2 separate regions of the Mus musculus genome follow, and region 2 is linked to region 1. A link is a loop called in an ENCODE intact Hi-C map of the cell type or tissue named here. Cell type or tissue: heart. All regions are shown on one strand.

Region 1 (5,000 bases):
CAATTTCATTTACAGAACTGTTTAGTCCTGCAAAACAGCAGCATCCGCCTTATTACTTTTTCCTTTGCTTTATAAAGCAGAACCAATAAACTATCAATGGTTTGAAAGAAATCCTCAAAAACCTCATATACTCACAGTCTCTTAACAGTGCATTACTCTTCCTTGGATATAAAACATGCATAAATTTCCTTCCCACAGCTTTTAGATCTCGCATCTGAAAAACAAAAATAACTCCATGTCCTGTGCTGATCAAAGCACCATGAAGGCCCCTGTTTGCCAAGAACACTAACAACTCAGTCATAGGGGGACTCTTACATTTCAGTAGAAGAAATATATTTAAAAAAAAATCAAAGAACCAAACAAAAGTATTTCAAAGTATTAGTGCCTATTCGCTCCCATAACACTGAAGTGGTCTCTCAACTCGTCTAACTTACAATGGTCCGACGAATGGATTCATTCAGTGTGGAGCTGTCATGTTCTTGAGCACGAGCTCTGGAGGGGATGGTAATCTCCCCTTCTATGGGAATGTCCTGAGAAATTGACACATCAGACAACCCTGCAAACTGAGAAAAGATTGGGGGAAAGAAAATTAAGCTTACAACTGCAAAATGTCTCAGAAACATCACCATTTTCTAGAGTTGGGCCTGGCTATTTAAGGTTTTGCGTAGTAACTAAAAGTAGCTCAACAGACATTGGGCAATACAACTAATTCCTAAACACTCCTAGTTAACACAGTAAGCCCTGTCTACACATGCATGCGTGCATGCGTACAAACTTGCACACGTACTTAAACACATCACAGGCATTACAGAACGGGGAACAGTCTGGAGTAAAGGGAAACTAAGAACAGCTAGGTAACCTGTAACTATGTGGCAGGAGGCATAATGTTTGCATTAGTTTACATATTTTCACTATTCTGTGGTGAGCTTCATCATTTTCCGAACGTCTAAACTTGGGTTTAGAGAGACTTTACTCAGGGTCACAACTGATCCATAAGATGGCCCAAATGACCTTATCCCTTCAGTGCTGGAGATTGGACCGAAAGGGTCTTACGTATGTAATGCACTCTCTTTCCCGCTGAGCTCCAGCCCCAGATTCAATATCCTCCTTTACAGTTTCATTCCTGGTGCCTAAAAGACTGCCTGGAACACTCTAGATGCTCGAGAAATATTTTTGCTGAAGAGATGAACAAATAGAGCTAGTAAGCAGAAGAGCTGGGACTTGAACCAAGTTCCCTTGCCTCTCAGTTCAGTTCTCTGTTACGCTGCCAATTTAAAACAAAAGAAATGAAAGCAGTTACTGAGCAAACAGTATATAAGCAAATACTGTTTGGGAAGAAGAACGACAGGGCGTAACAACGACTTCCTTATACTCCTCCACTCATGACTGTATTAGGCACTTCATAGAAGTTATGCCATTTTAAAGGCAGGTACCTTCTTTTCAGTTTAAGAGTCAAAAACACCCTTCACTGAAACGAAATGCTCAAACTCACAAAAGCTTCAGTGCGAATGCACTCTAGCTCACATGGGGTTAACTGTGAAGCCAGTGTTCTTAAAGCAGTATTGGTGGCTCTTAGTGACATATGTGTCATGAAGGGGATAGCAAGCACCTGCAAATAATAATTAGCTGCTTTGAGTCACCCACCGGGCAAGTAAAGGTTCCGGTTACAACCAATAAAACGACAACGTCCTGTGAGAAGCAGTTTCATTACTTGTGTAGTACTTCACAATGACTGGTGACAAGTCGTGATAAATGACAGCGATAGAGGATACTTCAGAAACCACTCCAAGCTCGGCATTTAACTCACTGTCAAAGAACCCCTAGAGTGTGGACAGACAGCGGAGAGTCTCAGAAAGGCACAGAAGGCCAGCGAATGGAAGGGAGATGCAGCTAACTCAAAGACCAGGTGTAGTGTCAGCTGGTTGTAGACGCCAAGGGCCTGCAAAGCCAAGAAGCTCTGGCTCTCTGATCCCGAAGCCTTCCCGACTCGCTTCCCGGGAGCTCTGCCTCGCCCTCAGTCCCTTCTGCCACTGTCCTCTTAACTCACCAGGGGCTTGGATGCCGCTGCCTCCTGTTCTCCCGGAGAGTCCTCCGCTTCCGCCATCTTGATAAACCTCCAACTGCTCCCCTCCCATGCGTCTCTGCGAAACCTGAGACGTGGAGACCGGGGCTGGTCAGCGCGCGGTCGCGTTAAGACGGCGTCACCGCCGGCGCCTGAGGCTGGCTGCTGCGGCGCCCAGCCGAGTTCCGGTGCTCCGGTAGCCTCCGAGGCTCGAGCGCGAGCCTATTTGCTCACTGTTTGGGGACGCAGTTTCGCTAGGGGGCGCTCCGCCTTCCACGCCCACTGAGAGTGCAGGCTAGAAGCGCCGGCTCGCCCAGCGGTGCCCCAGGCTCCAGCAAACTCCCAGCCGAACCCAATGGAGCCCAGTGATGCTCAGCTGAACCCAATCGAGCCCCGTGATGCTCAGCCGAACCCAATCGAGCCCAGAGGCCCCAGCCAAACTTAGCCGAGCCAAGTGGCATTCAGCCGAACCTAGCTGAACTTAGCCGAACTTAGCGGAACCTAGCGGTACACAGCCAAACACAATCGAGTCCAGAGGCTCCCAGCCAAACCTAGCAGAGCCCAGAGGTGCACAGCCGAACCTAGCCGGACACAGCAGAGCCCGGCAACGCACAGCGGAATACAATGGCGCTCAGAGGCGCCCAGCCGAACCTAGTAGGCACACAACCAAACCTAGCCGAATGAAGCCGAGCCCAATGGAGCCCAGAGGCTCCTGCTAAACTTAGCGGAGCCCAGTAGCGTTCAGCCAAGCCCAGCAATGCACAGCCGAACTTAGCCGAACCCAGCGGTGCACAGCCAAACACAATCGAGCCCAGAGGCTTCCAGCCGAACGTAGCAGAACCCAGAGGTGCACAGCCGAACCTAGCCGAACACAGCCGAGCCCAGCAGCGCACTACCGAACCTAGTCGGCTCACAGCCGAACGCAGCCGAGCCCAGCCGCTCACCACCGAACCTAGTCTGATCACAGCCTGACACAGCCGAACGCAGCCGAGCCCAGAGGCGAACAGCCGAAGCTAGTCGGTGCAAAGCCGAACGCAGCCGAGCCCAGCCGTGCACCACCGAACCTAGTCGGATCACAGCCGAGTGTAGCCGAACGTAGCCGAGCCCAGCGGGCACCGCCGAACCTAGTCGGATCACAGCCGAATGCAGCCGAGCCCAGCAGCGCACAGCTGAACCTATCTGAACGCAGCCAGCGGTGGCCTGCGGCACAGAGCCACACCTAGCCGAGCCCAGACAAACGAAGTCGAACGCATCGGCGTTCAGCCAAGCGCTGCCGAGACCAATGGCGCCCAGTCGATCCCAACCGAACCTAACCGCACCCAGCTGAGAGTAGGCTATCCCACCACCAGCGCCACTGCGGAGCAAAGCGGAGCACTGTGGATCCAAAACGCGCCCAACTAGGACCATCTGAAAGCAGCTGAGACTAGCAGCGCTTGACAGAACCAGTTCACCAGAAGTGGCTCTGAAGTGCCATTCCTCGTGTCCCCAAGAAAAAGGCCTCCGACTTCAAGTTGAAGAACCTGATCCCCTTGTCTACTGCCGTCCTTGCCTTACTAGTTCCCTGAGCTTCATAGCCAGCTTCCATCTCCTTCAAATCCTCAAACCTTTGTATTGTCTCCCCACAGGTCCTGCACAATTATTCTCTCTTTCATCTCCTATCAAGTGGGAGAGCTTCACTCCACTAACTTCCCAAAACCACTACAACTTTGAAGTTGCTAAGCTACTTGGTGGCAAGTACTGAAAATGTCCTTGATCAGTAGAGGCTCCTGGGGTGGGTAGTAGGCGGGGAATGGGTAGGAGTCAGCTACTGTAACCAAAAAAAAAAAAAAAAAAAAAAAGAAAGAAAGAAAAAGAAAAAAAAGAAAAAGTTAAAACAAACAAACAACAACAAAAAAACCACCCCTGCCGGGACCAACTTTCACCCCTACCTCATCCTGGCAAACAATCAAGATGTTTCTGACTCCTGGTTGCTCTGACTCACCTCTTACCCAAGGCTCCAGTGAGGTCAAACAAGAGAGCCATTGTTGGCATCATCAACATTCTCCCTATGCAGTAAAATGCACTGCTTTATATATTTGGATAGGTAATTCAGAAAGGAACCCAGGGAATAGATGGGAGGAGGAGATACGTGGACTGTGGAAAGCCAGACTTCCCAGAATAAGCTTCTGGGGATGGCTATTAGTTATTTTACTTAAATATTAGTACAGTAATTCTCCTTCAAACCAAGTAAAATTTCAGTCCTTAAACAAACACTCGTGGAAGTGATAACAGAGTTGAGGCTTTGCCAGGGCTGTGGTGCTTGCTTGGAGTCCCAAAGGCAGGAAGACTGTTGCTACTTTGAAGCCAGTCTAGTCTACATAGAAAAGTTCAGGCCGGTCATGGCTACTTGGCAAGACCTCCTCTTAAATCTTTTAGGCTAGTTGATATGAACTCATTTTAATTACAAGAGGCATGCAAGGCACGACAGCCCAGGGCAGCTAGGAATGATATCACTAAGGGGTGGCAGGATCATCCTGGGGTACACAGACAGACTCTTACAAACCAATTATAACAACAGCAAAAATGTCTTATACAACTGCTTCAAGGACAGCCTTAGGCTCTCCATCCTAATCCTTCCTCCTGCTACCCCTCTCCCATGTCTCCCACACTTATCCATTCACTCAAGTTCCTTCCTACTTCCATTGGTAACTTCTAGTTTCTTGCCAGCCTCCAACATTAGTTCCCCCCCCCCCCCACCTGCAACCCAGTTTTCATCTCTAACCTCAACTCTTAGCATCTTTACCTTTCTTTAAAAATGTCATTGATGCTGAGTTAAGAGAAGGAAAGGCCATAAAACAAGCCAAGACATTTTCAGGATACCTAAGGATTATTTCAAACTCTTGGTGTTCCCTGTTCTCAGTTAACTAAGTGATACTGGCTGGATGTGATGCTTTGAGTT
Region 2 (5,000 bases), 240 kb after region 1:
AACAAAATCTATTCTGATTATGGTTCCTACTCCTCCCAAACCCTTCCCACCTCTTCACTCTCCCAAAGCCACACCTTTTCCTGCTCTCTATCATTAGAAAACCTGCAGCCTAGAAAATGTAAGATAAAATAAAAACAAACAAACCTGAATAGGACAAAACAAAAAATGAACAACAACAACAACAACAACAACAAAAACCAAATAGACAAAGAAAAAGCACAAGGAACGCACAATAGACTCAGAACACAGACATTAGCAAACAGAAATCCTATACAAATACAAAACTGGATACTATAATATATAAACAAAAGGCACCTCTATCCTTTGAAATGGAAGTATTTGACATTATTCTGGGGATACGCATACTTGCTGGTTAAGACGTTTCCCCCAAAATCAGTGAATATGCATGCTACCTGGTTTTATTGCCATCCATTATTTCTATATATTAGGCACTGAGTAATAGAGAGGAATTTGGCAAAATGATTACATTTCTAGAAAGGACCTTAATCAAGAAGTTAAAATATTAGGGAAAAATCATTAGGGACTGACATCAACGAGATCAGATACACTAAGAGATTAGAACATTTTCTCTATTATTTGCCTTATTTAAAAATTGGGATGTTTTTGGACCCTCATCATTTTGGGTTTGTGGGTCTCTATGATGTCTTTCTTTAAAAAAAAATAGATGATTCCCATCCAAAGGACTGGGATAGTCAACGATGTTATTAGTAACCATGTGACTGGCACTCATTTTCCTAATAACATCAGGCCCTGGAGGATGAGAAAAAGAACTGTGGGCTTTGACTTCATGCGTGAACCTGTAGCATCTCTGGTTCTGCAGCACTAAGTTAACCAATTTGAATAACACAGCTATTAACCTGGATCTAGGGCCCAAGGCCAGGTGTTTGAATTTCTCAGGAAGGCTGACTTCTTAACTAGTGCACTCTACTGAATATGTGGCATCCATTGCCTATGGGGTCCAGATGGGCAAGCGGAACTTCAGGAGAGCAAACAATTCATCTAAGGTTATAATGAATCCTATGTGAAGGACTCCGAACCAGTCCTTAGGTTTTTTTTCCAGTCTAGTCGTTAAGAGTCTTTAAATTTGACTATCCGTAGCACTGAAGACTCACCAAATGCTTCCTTACGAGTCAGACATTTACTCCTCTAGCTTCTGAGATCAGAAGTGAGCTGGCAGGTAGCCATCTGGGTTTGCTGAGTGACTCCCTCATCAAACTGCCCAACTGGTTTTCATTTGCTTGCTCTCCCTCCTTTTGGCTTTGTGATTTGGCTGATAGCTGTCTTTACAGAGGGCACTAGGCTTGCCAGTCCTACAAGGCATATTCCAAAGGATGAGGTTCTTAGAGAGAAAGGTAAATGGGAAACAGTTTTGAAAGCCAAGGGCTGACTTTCAGTTAATTTTATCTTTAAGAGCATTTAGCTTACCAGGCAAGGGGCATGGCAGGAATTCCCTGATGTAAGCACTGGGAAATAATTCCCAGAGTGTGTGTTCCAGTACACTTAGAGATGAGGAAGTGACAGTGCAGAGACAAAGGGATTAACCCAGCATCTTTAACTGTTCTTGTTATTGCTCTTCCAATCGTGCAACTTGATCTGAGGTGCATGGTGTAGAAAGGTGCGAGGCAAACTTCTCAGAGTGATATGGCTGGCTGGAGACTGTGCTAAGGCTTCATGGCTGCAGGAGTCTGCTCAATACCAAGTGTCCTGTTTGGATATGAAGGTCTAGATATATTAGAATAGGCATATCAATCTTTAGTGTCTCCGGAGAAAAACAGTGTCATCATTCAAGTTTGTTGCTTTAATGCCTGAGAATAGGTTATTCATAAGCAACAGAAAATTATTTCTTAGGGTTCTTAGGTTGGGACTCCAAGATCAGTGTGCTAGCAGGTTTGAAGTCTGAGAATCTTTGTTTCCAAGATAGTGTTTTGCCTCTTCCTTCATCCTCCAGGAAGAACATACTCCTTGTTCTCACATGGAAGAAGGGAGAGAAGGGAATGGACTCTCCACTTCAAACCTTTTTCTAAAGGTGCTGTGTCACTTCGTGAAGACCCAACGTATTATTCTCACATTGGCAATTACATTTCAATATAAGAACATTTTAGAGGGTGTGTGAGGGCGCTTGTTTATATTTTCAGACTATAGTAGATGCTGAAAAGTAAATAGAATCAAACAAAGTTTGGAGCAATGGCCATAGACAAGAGGCCATATAGTATAGTGGTTAAGAATTTTGTTTTAGAAGTATATTATATGCATGTAAGAAAATGTTCCAATATAAATCATCATTTTGTACAATGAATATCCATTAATTGAAACTATATGTTGAAAAAACCAAGCCAAACCAATGAAAGAAGCACAAGATAACACTCTCTCAGGTGAATGGTCTTACTTCAACTTGTTATTTTTCCACCCCAGACCTGGAACCATCACTCTGCAGGCGCCTTCCGAAGCCAATAGAAGGCTATGGATGGAAGCCATGGATGGCAAAGAACCTGTAAGTTATCTCAGACACTGGAGGCGGGTTGAGATGGGTGAGGAAGGAATCTCAGCAGCATAGGTCAGTATCGGAGTGCCCTCTAGTGGCAGCAATGGGGAAATGGTCATAGGTTCTTCAGCAGATTTCTGAATCTTAGTGCTAGAAAGAATTGCCACTTTCTCAACTCTTGTTTAACCCAACCTGAGTTCCAGACATGAGGGACTTCTGTAGGAATTTTATAGGATATCCTCCAGAGACAGTGCTAAAGCTACCTTCTGGCAATATTAGGCTCTTTAGCTATTCCTACAAGCTTTTAAGAATGGAAACTAATCCTTTTTCATAGTATAAAGTCGATTTGTCCATAGAGAAGGGTGGGAAAAATCACTGTCATAGATGTAAGTAAGCCTCCATTTAGCTTTCTTTTCAAAATGATTTTACTAACTTTCTTGCCCTCTCAAACTCAGCTTGTTCTCTTTCATGGGAGAGGAGATAAGAGCTGCTGTCCTTCACCATTTAGGCAGATAGAGAGGGGAAAAAAGTCCTTTAGAAGAGCCAGAATTAGTCCTACATTTAAAACAAAGCAGAAATCATTGGAAAGCATTGTCTTTTCAATAGCGTTTGGTGGCATGCAACAGAATATGAGCTTTGTGGTGTTGGAGCTACAAACACCTGGTCTTGGTTTTGCTGTTACGTGGCGGTGCCTTAAGCCCGGTAGTTTGCTGTCTGTCACTCAGTTTTCTTCTTCTTATTGAAATGGTTTCTTTCTTTCTTTTTTTAAAAAATGATTTCTGTTCTACATACCTTTCAGGATTACTTTGAACAGCCAGGTGAAAACCACCTTACACATGCCACAGTGCTGTATTAGTTTGGGGGTTTTCTTCTCTGGTTTGACAGACTACTACAGTCTTTGCATACAGTGTTACCTCCTGGCTCTCTTCAAGTGAAAACCTATCCTGTGGGGAAACATAAATATTTTTTTCTCCGTGTCCTCTGTTCTCTGTGGAGTAAAGAGGCATCATCAGTGCTTGTGCAGTTCATGGCTTAGTGGGTAAAGGTGCTTGCCATCAAGCTTGGGACCTCACGAGTCCAATGACCTGGCACCTACATGGTGGAAGGAGGGAATTGACTCCCACACGTTGTCCTTTGACCATCACACGTGTTGTGACATGCATGCCCTTCTCCTAATACAAATCAAAATGTAAGTGAAAGAAATGAAGAGTGTAGAAGCCAGCTCTGAGATTGTATCCCCAGCTGCCAGATACAGAGTGAGGTGCACTTCCTGGCAAGTTGAAGCTTGGCGCTTGGCATACCCATGGTGTTTCTCTCAGAGGATGCTAGGAGCAAGGCATTTCTATGTCCATCTCTCTCCTCTACTTGGACACCCTTTAACTTCTTGAATATCAGAAGTTATTAGAAGCTGATTGTGGAGAATGATGCTAAAATATGGATCCTCTGAACATGCAGCCTCCCCAGCTTGGCTGTGGCTGACTCCGCAGAGCCCTTGTTTATAAAAGTCACAGCAAATACTGCTCAATGAAGTAATTATGAGGACCTCACCTATGCAGCACTTTTGAAAAGGAGATAGTAGGCTTGCTTCTTCTAGCCTCACCTAACATTACTGTTTTATTCAACACAAAACCACTGATCATATGAGCCATGTGTGTGCCTTTGCTTCAAGTGTATCAATTAACCATTTTACTCTTACTGTGTACAATTTTGTACTTTGTTGGCTCTTCTTTTTCCAATGTCTTAAGTTGCCTCATTAAGTTATTCAAAATTTATCTGAGTTTTAATGTAGGTGATCAGAGCTATAAACTTCCACTTTAGGACTGTCCAAGAGTGTCCCATGTTTTGATGTATTGCAGTTTAATTTTTTAATATTTTTTATTAGATACTTTATTTACATTTCAAATGTTATCCCTTTTCCTGGTTTCCCCTCTGAAAAACCCCTTGCCTCACCCATCCCCCTGCTCCCAAACCCACCTACTCCCATTTCTGGTCCTGGCATTCCCCTACACTGTGGCATGCAGCCTTCTCAGGACCAAGGACCTCCTCTCCCATTGATGCCAGACAAGGCCATCCTCTGCTACATATGCAGCTGGAGCCATGAGTCCCACCATGTGTACTCTTTGATTGTTGGCTTAGTCTACAGTTTAATTTTTATTAAACTTTACGAAACTTTTGATTTTCTTTTTATTTCTTCATTGATGAATTCATCATTAAATAGTTGTTTAATGTCCATGAACTTGCGTACTTTCTGTTATTTCTCTTGCTGTCGATTCTTAACTTTATGTCATTGTTTCTGAGTGTACATTTCTTTGTATCTTAGTATGTGATCCATTTCAAAGTGAATTCCGTGGGTTAAGTATGTATGTATAGCCGGATAGAGTTTGTATGGAGTGTCTGTAAATTTTTGTTGAGCCTAGTTATCTATGATGCCATTTAGTTTCAATGTTTCTCTGCTACTTTTTGTTTTGTTTTGTTTTGTTTGGGTCCAATTGATCTG

Evidence for each region. Peaks named below come from ENCODE experiments on the same cell type or tissue, not always from the same donor. Only the 100,000 strongest peaks of a DNase experiment are listed, where the experiment ranks them.
Region 2: a loop joins it to region 1, with 4 times the contacts of the local background. A loop is called at or near these places in 24 of 42 quality-filtered maps.

What each region holds. Positions count from the first base shown.
Region 1 is chrX:98,935,336-98,940,335 of GRCm38, reverse strand. Yipf6 (Yip1 domain family, member 6) reads right to left here and starts at 2,555. Exons shown (of 7, transcript NM_207633.2): 1 at 2,048-2,555; 2 at 435-563; 3 at 136-214. The coding sequence starts at 2,104. In heart, a CTCF peak has its summit at 2,319; DNase peaks (open chromatin) are centred at 2,275 and 2,955; H3K4me3 peaks cover 2,786 bases; H3K27ac peaks cover 2,357 bases.
Region 2 is chrX:98,699,377-98,704,376 of GRCm38, reverse strand. It overlaps Ophn1 (oligophrenin 1), which reads left to right. Exons shown (of 25, transcript NM_052976.4): 12 at 2,434-2,512. Among named protein-coding and RNA genes, the nearest start is that of Gm26000, 110 kb to the left of the region's middle. In heart, a CTCF peak has its summit at 2,596 (motif pointing left); no DNase peak of the experiment used is centred here.